Linked DNA regions of Mus musculus: all the other regions are linked to region 1. The links are chromatin loops, found by intact Hi-C in ENCODE. Cell type or tissue: left cerebral cortex. All regions are shown on one strand. Region 1 holds the start of Pop5 (processing of precursor 5, ribonuclease P/MRP family (S. cerevisiae)). Region 2 overlaps Unc119b (unc-119 lipid binding chaperone B). Region 3 holds the start of Unc119b (unc-119 lipid binding chaperone B). Region 4 overlaps Cabp1 (calcium binding protein 1).

The links. Hi-C counts contacts between places; a loop is a spot of excess contacts. Peaks named below come from ENCODE experiments on the same cell type or tissue, not always from the same donor. Only the 100,000 strongest peaks of a DNase experiment are listed, where the experiment ranks them.
Region 2: a loop joins it to region 1, with 7 times the contacts of the local background. A loop is called at or near these places in 27 of 42 quality-filtered maps.
Region 3: it touches region 1 in a loop (5-fold over the local background); 25 of 42 quality-filtered maps call a loop at or near these places.
Region 4: it touches region 1 in a loop (6-fold over the local background); 20 of 42 quality-filtered maps call a loop at or near these places.

Annotation. Positions count from the first base shown.
Region 1 is chr5:115,234,866-115,237,365 of GRCm38, forward strand. Pop5 (processing of precursor 5, ribonuclease P/MRP family (S. cerevisiae)) reads left to right here and starts at 986. Exons shown (of 6, transcript NM_026398.4): 1 at 986-1,019. In left cerebral cortex, CTCF peaks have their summits at 1,211 (motif pointing left) and 1,410; DNase peaks (open chromatin) are centred at 597 and 1,198; H3K4me3 peaks cover 1,345 bases; H3K27ac peaks cover 1,438 bases.
Region 2 is chr5:115,124,222-115,126,721 of GRCm38, forward strand. It overlaps Unc119b (unc-119 lipid binding chaperone B), which reads right to left. Exons shown (of 5, transcript NM_175352.4): 5 at 1-1,279. The coding sequence ends at 1,167. Among named protein-coding and RNA genes, the nearest start is that of Acads, 6.1 kb to the left of the region's middle. In left cerebral cortex, a CTCF peak has its summit at 1,129; DNase peaks (open chromatin) are centred at 1,170, 1,431 and 1,900; H3K4me3 peaks cover 219 bases; H3K27ac peaks cover 2,500 bases.
Region 3 is chr5:115,133,193-115,135,692 of GRCm38, forward strand. Unc119b (unc-119 lipid binding chaperone B) reads right to left here and starts at 1,783. Exons shown (of 5, transcript NM_175352.4): 1 at 1,475-1,783. The coding sequence starts at 1,718. In left cerebral cortex, a CTCF peak has its summit at 2,410 (motif pointing right); DNase peaks (open chromatin) are centred at 1,188 and 1,778; H3K4me3 peaks cover 1,921 bases; H3K27ac peaks cover 671 bases.
Region 4 is chr5:115,186,017-115,188,516 of GRCm38, forward strand. All of the region lies in intron 1 of Cabp1 (calcium binding protein 1), which reads right to left. Among named protein-coding and RNA genes, the nearest start is that of Gm35515, 7.1 kb to the right of the region's middle. In left cerebral cortex, a CTCF peak has its summit at 1,338 (motif pointing right); DNase peaks (open chromatin) are centred at 313, 898 and 1,356; H3K4me3 peaks cover 937 bases; H3K27ac peaks cover 1,682 bases.

The sequences.
Region 1 (2,500 bases):
GCCGCTCCCATGTAATTAAATTTATTTAGGAGGAGGCACGTGTACACATACGGAGGTCGGAGAACACCTTTCTAGGGCTTCCTATGCCAGTCCCTGAGATCCAACTCAGATCTTGATCAGGGCTTGACCGCAAGCTCCCTTCCCCATCGTCTCACCTGACCCCTGATTGATCATTTTAGCAACTATCCCAACCTCTTCTTAGACAGTTATCTAAACTTTTAGTCTGATAACGGTTTCGTTAGTTGTTTCAAAGTAGGTTTTTGGAAGGCGTAGCCGGAGCTAACCTTTTGGGCCAGCAACGTAGCAGTGGGGGCCGACAAACCCAAAGTGTGGGGGGGGACCCCCAAACGCCCACTCACCCTGATCCGGCCCACGCACACCTGACCATCTGACCTGGGCTAGGCCCAGTCTTTCCATAACCACGGTAATAAATAGTAAGCGAAACCACCCCAGGATACAGGATGAGGGCGGTGGGTGATGAATGGGCTCGACGACGCACAGGTTTGGGCTCAGCGGGGATTAGGCTCCATCCCCGCGTGAGTCATGCCTGCGTAGGTCCGCCTCTCTAAGCCTCAGCCCCTTCCTCCGCCTGACGCCGGCCCACGACTCCCGCCCCCGCGCGGCGGGGACCCGGGTGATTGCAAACAGCCGCCGGCCTCATTAGGAGACGTGTAATTAGCGGCTGGCGGAGCCGAGGGCGGGGGCTAATTACCACCGGGAGAGGCTGCGACGACACGTCGCCGCCGCCGGCCCACCGGGAGGCGTCTGGCCCGCACTTCCCGGCTGGCCCGGATCAGGGTGCTTCCTCTGGGTGACAGCCGCTCGCCGTTGTTTGTTTATTAGGCACCCGCCCTCCCGTGCCGGTGCAATCCCACCTACACCTCCATCCTAATAATTCTTAATAATCGGAACTAGAAGGGGAAGCTCTGCTTTGGAGACGCGGTGTGGTCCCTGACAGCACCGGGCCGGAGGACGAAGACCGGGGATCCGAACCCACGCCTGTGGCTACGTTACAGCAGGTGGGCAGTGAGCATCGGAGTGGATCCGAGCAGGGAGTTTGGAGACCAATGCTTTCAAGGTTAAATTCTGGGCCTGGGCCCGGACCGCATCTATAAAATGGTCTCAGGGTTAGGATAAAGGCACTGGTGCTATTTTTAGAGAGTGGGGAGTGTGGCGAGCTACACAGTGGGCCTCTGGCACCCCCTACCGGCCGCTGGCTGTGGACGATGATTGCCTCTTGATTGCAATAGTGAATGGCAGTCTGCGAAGGGACATCTGTGGTCCCCTAAAGCTGTGGCTAAGAGAAGACTGAAAACTGATTTCGGATCTTGTAAATAGTCAGCTGTGAAATATAAGTCTTGCTTTACGTTACCACACCTGGCCAGGCGAGGCCATGACAGCTGTACACATAACGGAGGTCCTGAGAACCAACTTCCCAAAGTCGTCCTCTGATCGCCACCTCCGGCCGTGGCAAATACGCACCTCCACATTTCTACAACAAATAAATAAATCTAATTTTCAAAAATGACCCTGCTACAAAGCCAGGCACCAAGAAACCCAGGATAACAAGAAAATCTGTAGACAATGTGTATTAAGGCAATGCTGACCGACTTAGTGGTGCACTTAAAACATGCAATACCGAGCACGTGAGGAATGTCTGTAGCAGCACCGGCGACAGGAAAATAGAGTCAAGCAGCGGACTTACAGGCATGTTGCATGCTTAAAACATATATGTCCAGGCCAAGGCCTGGCAAAACCTATCTCTCCAGAAATGGGGATGATGGCTCCTTCCCACTAAAGGTTTTGGCAAGGGCCTGGGAATTTGGGGAGCACTGAACCTTATCTACATCTTAATAGGGTGGCAGTCACACAAATCCACCTCACTGAGTCACACCATTAAGAATATGCACTTAGGGCTGGTGAGATGGCTCAGTAGGTAGGAGCACCTGACTGCTCTTCTGAAGGTCCGGAGTTCAAATCCCAGCAACCACATGGTGGCTCACAACCATCCGTAATGAGATCTGACTCCATCTTCTGGATTGTCTGAAGACAGCTACACTTACATATAATAATAAATAAATCTTTAAAAAAATATGGACTTAGGGGCTGGAGTGAAGGCTCTTCTGAAGGTCCTGGGTTCAAATCCCACGTGGTGGCTCACAACCATCTGTAATGAGATCTGATGTTCTCTTCTGGTGTGTCTGAAGAAAGCTATAGTGTACTTAGATATAATAATAAATTTTAAAAAAGAATATGCACTTAACATGCAAGATAAATGAAGTGTAGCACACCCCTGTAGTCCTAGTCCTTAGGAGGCTGAGGCAGGATTGCTTTGGGCTCCAAGCTAGCCTTAGGTAGATAGAGTGGGACCCTGTTTTTTTTTTTTTTTTTTTTTTTTGTTTGTTTGTTTTTTAAATGCTGGGCAGTGGTGGCGCAGGCCTTTAATCCCAGCACTCGGGAGGCAGAAGCAGGCGGATTTCTGAGTTCAAGGCCAGCCTGG
Region 2 (2,500 bases), 110 kb before region 1:
AACCTAGGGAGCCAGAGAGGTGGGAGTCAGTCAGTGGGGATCTGAGGACCCCTGAGGCGCACCTAAGGACTGCTCTGACAGGCAACCTCGGCCTATGCTGCCCTTCCCAAACACTCACACATGCAGCAGTCTGGGGCAGGACCATGTGACTTTAGCAGAAAGGCAAACAGAGAGGAAAGCACTCCTAAACATCAGACTGCTCTAGAGGCAGTCCCCACCCAGAGCCTCTCTTCCAGGGTCACTGGAAACAGAGTCAGCTCTCTCTAAAGCCCCAACTGTGCCTCTCCCATGAGCCACATTAGCCTGGGAGCCGACCAGTCCTATCACGATCTATCAGCATCCTGGGCTCTAAATACTGACGTAAAAATCCCCGAAGAAGTCTGAGAAGGAAGAGAGCAAAGCACAGGGTGCACACTAAACTCAAGAGACACCGTTCTGTGAACAGAACTGCCCAGGGCCACGGCAGGACATGGTAAAAGTCACGGCCAGGGAAGCAGGAGGGAGGCTCATGGCTTCTAGAGCAAGAACAGAAGATGCCACCAGGCTGAGACCGTGGTCCCCCCAGGCCTGGCTGTGGCTTCTCAAAGGCAGTAAGAAGCCCCCTCAAAACCTTATCTTTGACTCTGGTGCCACCTCCCAACCCAGTGGCTTAGCCCGGGCTCTGCCTACCCCAGTCCCTCTTCAAGTTTCTTCCAGTTGGCCTAACTGCATAGGCGAGGACAGACTGTGCCAGTGGCACGGGACGGGGGAGAAGTGAGCTGCTCTCAGCTGCCCAAAGCACCCAGGAACCTGCAGGGGCTGGGAACCTGCAGCCCAGCCCAGCACAAGCCTTCTGGCAGACAAAGCTGTGCCTGGACAGTCAGGCTTGTCGGGATAAGCAGTGCACAGCTAAGACTATACAGAAATAATCTTTTATCTGGATCCCGGGAAGCTTACCCTAATCTTTTACTTCACTATAATACCTCTGTGAACTAGGGGGCAGGGAACAAACACTGGGAAGAGAAACTGCTGGCTGGCACCTCCTTGGAGCACAAAACCCCGCCGCCGCCGCCCCAGCTGCAGCTTCCTGGACCAGGTTCGAGGTGGGTGTTGACGGGCGACAGCTGCAATTCCTGCTCGGTGCTCGTGGTGGCGGCAGAGGACCTCCCTGTCCACTCCCGCAGCAGTTACTGGCCTCCATTATAGGCATAGTCCGCCTTGTTGTGCATCACCAGCTTGTTGTCAACAAAGTAGAAGCTGTCGGAGCGCGTCTCATAGGGATTTTCAATCATCAGACGAACTGTGAGGGAAGAGCAAGCTCTGTGAGTCTGCCCCACAGCCAGGCGGAAGCCGCTCAGCATCCCTCCAAAGACAGAGCAGCACTTTGCAAAGCTTGAGTGCAAAAGAATCCAGGGAGCCTGGAGGGCGCCAGATGGACTGTGACGTCCAGTCCAGTTCTACACCAGGATGCAATCAACTCTTTAGTCATCCCTAGCCTCATCTGTCTTGCCGTATCCTAGGAAACAAACTTCTCAGTCACGACCACTTCTTTCCTCCACGCTCCTGGCCGGCCCAGCAGTGAGCCCTGCTTTTGGCCTGCTGCCACCTCTGGATATTCCAGCAGAAACCCAGAGTAGCATGCCCCTCTGTACCTGCCTCTCTGGGTTGTCTGGTTTGTGGAGGAAGGATCTCACTGTACCACTCTGGCTGGCTCTGAACTCACAGAGATTTGCTGCCTTCTGCTTCCCAAGGGCCAGGGGGCACCACCATAACCAACTCACTTGTTAATTTTTTTTAAATTACTTATTTTATGTGTACAAGGTTTTGTTTTGTTTTGTTTTGCCTGCCTGTAGACATCTGTACACTACATGTGTGCTACTCTCAGATGCCAGAAGTGAGGCTAAAGCCCTGTGAGCAGCCCCGGTGTAGGCACTGGGAATGGAGCCCAGGTCCTCTGGGAGAAGAACCATGCTCTTCCCCACGTCTCCATCCTCCTACCGCTATGGGCCTGCAAGCCAAAAGAACCTTAGGTGCCCAGTCAGAGGAACAGAGGGAAGCCACTCTCTAGAGAGGCCCATTTGCCTAGGGAACTTCTGTCTGTCTGTCTGTCTAAGCCCTTGCCCTCCCCTCTTTCCACACTGGAAGAAGGTGAATACAATTCCGGTTCCCTCCACTTGGCTCTGATTTAAGAGCCCTGGGCCATCTCCTAGCCATAGGGAAAGGCATCTCAGGTGTAAGCAGTGTCAGCCATGCTCAGCTCTCTGTGCTCAGCCGGGCCACAGCAATGCAGTGTACACTCTGACTCAACTCCACACCCTTGGACGGTTTGCTTTCACCAGTTGATCTAACCCTGCAAGCATCTGCACCTCCAGGTCAGCTCAGGCCAGAATGAGATTCTGTCAGGACGCCCTGCCCGGCTCGAAGGCGCCCCACCTGGGTGCTGTTGTCACAAGAGTGGAGCGCCCACTCCAGAGCATGCAATCGCCAGGGACCTGAGACTGAGAGAACACACGTCATATTG
Region 3 (2,500 bases), 100 kb before region 1:
TCTATACTATACCATTGTGTGGCAGGTCCCTCAAGGGGAAGGGATGCCTTGGCACAGGCCCGCTGAGACATCCCCTTCCCCCATACCTCACTACACCCTCAAAGGACCTATTCTATACCTCTTTATCTTTTTATAAACACATCACAGAAGAACTTAAGAATGATAAAATCCAAAGGCCACTAAGCTCTGGCTGTGGCTTTCTCTAAGGACTCTCAGAGATGGGAAAGGGACATACATCAGGGGAGACCCGAGTGTCCTTAGCATGTCTGTAGGGCCAGGCATTTGACAGTCCAAGACACCAGTGAGGCTCACAGGATGTTAGTGGTCAGGTACTAGCCATTTCTATACTTTCAAATCCCCCATGAAAACAGAGAACTGAAGCAGCTTTTTCACTGTTCCGGGACCGCGAGCATGACTATCTACAGTTGTTTTTGGGCAGAGGAAAGAGTGTCCCCACCCCAAACAGTGTTAGGAAACTGGGTCACCAAACATCCCAAATCAAATTGAAACTATTTTAGGAGATGGAGGCTTCCTTTTGCACAGGCTGAGCCAGTTAATAGCCACTTTCCCTCAAACTCCATTTCCATGAGCAACCTGAACTACACCTCACAGCCCCAGGGGCCCCAGTGAAGCAATCCAGCGGATACTCTGACATCCTTCAGGGAAACAGGGTTAGAAGTCTCCAGGGCAGGGAGGTGAAAAGGGCAAGCCAAGGCTAACCAGGTGACTGCAAACTCCTGGGGTGGGGGTGGGTGAGGAAAGGGTGTCAGGTCAGGGCTGGACTGGGCAGCTTCCAAAAGGCAGAGGTAGATCATCAGGGAGCAGACACGTCTCTCTTCCCACCATCCCTTACACCAGTCAAAAAAGACTTAAAAGATGTAAAAAATCGTACTTCTGAAACACCGACCAACTGTAAATTCACTAGAAAAGAAATTTTCAAGAGCAAGAAGATCCCCGTCTCGGTTTCTACAAACGCTCAAACTTTTAAACTTTTTTTTGGGGGGGAGAGTGGGGGGAGATGTGGAAAAAAAATGCAACCAAGTTTAAGTGTGCAAGGAACGCAACAGCCACGTGTTTGACGGAAGCACAAGCTACCTGGACACAAAGGGGTCCCCGACCCCAGAGGGGACCGAAAGCAAAGGTCGAGAGGGGGAGGGGCTGTCAGGAGCCGGGGTCCGCAGGTAGGGGCTCTGTCAGGCTGCGGGAAGCTGGGGTTGGTCAGATCAGCAGGATGGGTGGGCAGGAACCCGGCTAAGGGCTGGGGTCGCAAGGACGGGGACCCAAGGTGGGCAGGGTCGGTCGGACCAGGCCCAGAGACGCTCGCCGGGTCTGGGAAGCGGGGCCCTCAGCAGCACGGCCCGAGCAGACCCCCGGCGTCGGCAGCACTCGACCCGGCCCAGCCCGCCGAGCGCTCCCAGGCCCGGTGCCCAGGGAGGGCGCGGCTCGCCCGCCCGCCCGCCCGCTCGCCACTCACTCTCGGTGACCCGGTTGAGGCGTAGGACGTGCTCGGGGCGGATCGTGTCCAGGGCCAGCAGCTCCTGCTCCGTGACGGCGGCCCCGGAGCCGTCGTCGGGCGTGTGTGGGGGCCCCTGGCGTCGCGCCTTGAGCCGGTTCAGGACGCCGCCGCCGGCCTTCTTCTTCTCCTCCTTGCCAGCCACCAGCCCGCCGGGCCCAGCCTGCGAACCCGCAGTCGCAGCCTTCGGGTTCGACCCGCTCATCGCTCCACCACCAAGATGGCCGCCACCTCAGGGGCGCCGTAACTATGGAGAGCGGGGGCGGGACCCTGGCGCCCAGGGCGGGGCCTGAGCTCCTGGGGGGCGAGGCCCGGGCTCCTGGGGGCGGGGCCTGTGGAGGAGCCGCCTCCTGGAAGGTGCGAGGGTGCTGACCTGAGAATCTTCACACTCCAGTCACTCTGGATATTTAAAACACATGCTTTTTTTTTTTTTTTTTTAAATTATTAGATATTTTCTTTATATACATTTCAAATGCTATCCTGAAAGTTCCCTATACCCTCCCTCCGCCTTGCTCCCCTACCCACCCACTCCCGCTTCTTGGCCCTGCATTCCCCTGTACTGGGGCATATAAAGTTTGCAATACCAAGGGGCCTCTCTTCCCAGTGATGGCCGACTAGGCCATCTTCTGCTTCATATGCAGCTAGAGACATGAGCTCTGGGGGTACTGGTTAGTTCATATTGTGGTTCCACCTATAGGGTTGCAGACCCCTTCAGCTCCTTGGGTACATTCTCTAGCTTCTCCATTGGGGACCCTGTTTTCCATCTTATAGAAGACTGTGAGCATCCACTTCTGTATTTGCCAGGCACTAGCATAGCCTCACAAGAGACAGCTATATCAGGGTCCCTTCAGCAAAAAAAAAAAAAAAGATTTATTTAGTAAACTGTAGCTGTCTTCAGACACACCAGAAGAGGGCATCAGATCCTGTTACAGATGGTTGTGAGCCACCATGTGGTTGCTGGGATTTGAACTCAGGACCTCTGGAAGA
Region 4 (2,500 bases), 49 kb before region 1:
TTGAGAGGTTTCTTAGTGGCGACTTGACGCAGTTGCCCATCCTACGCTGACACAGCCCCTTTGGCGGTCTCTGGGTCCATGAAGGAGGCTTCTGGGGGCGGGGGGGGGGGGCGCAGAAGACCTCAGTCTGGGTCACTGCCAACCCCAGCGACTCTCTCTGCTCCAGTCGCTCTTCCTCCAGGACAGAGCTGAGCCGGAGCGCGCGTGCTCGTCTGTCTGCCTGCCTGCCTGCCTGCCTGTCTGCTCCTGCTGATTTTTTTTTTTTTCCTGGTGGTTTGTATGTGCGTTTGTGTGTCTAGGTTTAACTTTCTAGTCAGTTTCTTAAGGAGCCGAAGGCAGAAGGAAAAAGTGCATAGCACCGGGGGAAAAAATCCCCTGGAGAGTAGATCACAGAGGGCACTGGCGCTGGGAAGCCTTTAGGATCATCAACAACAGATTACAGCATTAGGCTCAGTCCATTCTCTGTCTATCCCCTTGCCTCAGCCCCTCCTTCTTATGCTACCAAATATGCAGGGAGATTGCCTTGGGGAGGGGGACCCAAGGTGGCAGCTGCAACTGGGAATTAGGCCAGCAGATCCAGAAGGGGAAAGCTGGCTAGGGCCCCCAAAGCCAGGGTGCCTCACAGCCTGCGCACACGCACGCGTGGTTGAACACACAGGCACACACACACACACACACACACACACACACACACACACACTAACCACACACATGCATGCACACGCAGGACCCCAGGGAGATGTAAGCCGGGTCTGGAGAGCACTGAGCCGGGTGAGCATGCCTCATCAGCCACTGGCAATTCCAGCTGACTGAGCAGCAAGGTGGTTCTCAGTTGAGGGCCTGGGAGATCTTGTGACGTCTCTATTACGCTCCATTTTTCACACTTGCCTCATCGCTGACATGGAATGAGGCTCCAGGGCTGGCGGCACAGCTGAAGCCACAGCTGTCATCTGCTTCTTCCTTATGCTCCCTCTGCCGTGGAAAGGCTCTCTGACCCTCGGGAAGCCAAGCGATGGCCTTGAGGAGAGGAGAATGAAGGCAGCGCTGGCACAGAGGACGTGGCCAAGGTCTCTCTGGTCCTTCCCATCCTCTTCCCAATTCTGACCTAAAGGTCTTTTTCACTGGCTTCGCTGGAGTGCAGAACAGGGAGGTTTGCCTTTTAAAAATGGTCCTCCGAGTTCCCACAGTCGGAACTTTACAGATGACTCGGTGTTCCTTGTCCCTCCAAATTCTTGCTTTGGCAAGGGAATTCTCATGCCTCAGATGTCCGGGTCTGAGCGCGGCAGTGGTAGGCGGGTACCCAGAGAAGCATTCCTCTTATCCGTGTATCCAGCTTTTCCCCAGCAGGGGGCGCCAGAGATAGACCAGGAGGTTGACCTACTCCCTGGCCCCTGATGCAATCGCAGACACCAAGCCCAGACTGCTTCCTCTCCCAGGGACTTTTGTCCATTGGGATGTCTGGTCAGGAATTTCATTAGAGAAGATGGCTGGGTTCCTTGCCCAGTGGGTGGCACAGGCTTCCTCCTAGGAGGCTAAAAAGGAGGTCGCTGGCTAGTTCACTATGTCTCTGGTGCTGTGTGTCGCTGCAGACCAGGGAACGGTGTTGCCTAGGCAGTTTCTTGATGCCTTGCTTGGCCCATACTCCTGGAGGAGGGGAAAAGGAAGAAGCCACTCCCCGAACACAAAAGGAGGAGACTGGGTGGGAACAGCTAAAGGGCAGGAAAGAGGGTAAAGATGCCAGAGAGCTGGGGAGGGGCAGACCGCTAACGGAAATGCAAAGCAACTCAGAGGAAGCACTCCGCTGGTCCAGGGGTCTGGGTCAATGGCCTCTGATGAATGGGGAAGGATCTGGGGTCTAAGGTTGAGCCCCAGCTCTGCCTGTGATCACCTTCTATTCCTGAGCTTCAGTTTCCTCCGTTAGAAAATGGGACTTTCCCTGTCTGGCTAATACGGCGCATACAGGAAAGCCTGTGGTACATAATAGGCGCTGATAAGTAATTATTCAAGTGGAAGAAGGAAGTATCGTTTGCCCGGCATTTATGAGCCGGGTGCTGTGCTTGGCTCTGGAAACAATGAAGAGGAACAACAACAACGGGAGTTTACATCCTCGCAGGTGGGCAAGAGAGAGTGAGGAGTACAATTATTTAACTATAGTCCAGAATAACGCTAAGAAAGAGAAATACAGGCGGGCAGTGGTGCCGCATGCCTTTAATCCCAGCACTTGGGAGGCAGAGGCAGGCGGACTTCTGAGTTCGAGGCCAGCCTGGTCTACAAAGTGTGTTCTAGGACAGCCAGGGCTACACAGAGAAACCCTGTCTTGAAAACACACACACACACACACACACACACACACACACACCAAAAAAAAAAAAATGAGGGAGAGAGAGAGAGAGAGAAAAGAAAGAGAAACACAGAAACAGCTGGACCCTGCCCTGAAATCCCTGGTGCAGTGGGCATAGGGCGGCCAAGTGCAGAGTCTGTGGACTCTCTGGGGAGCTCT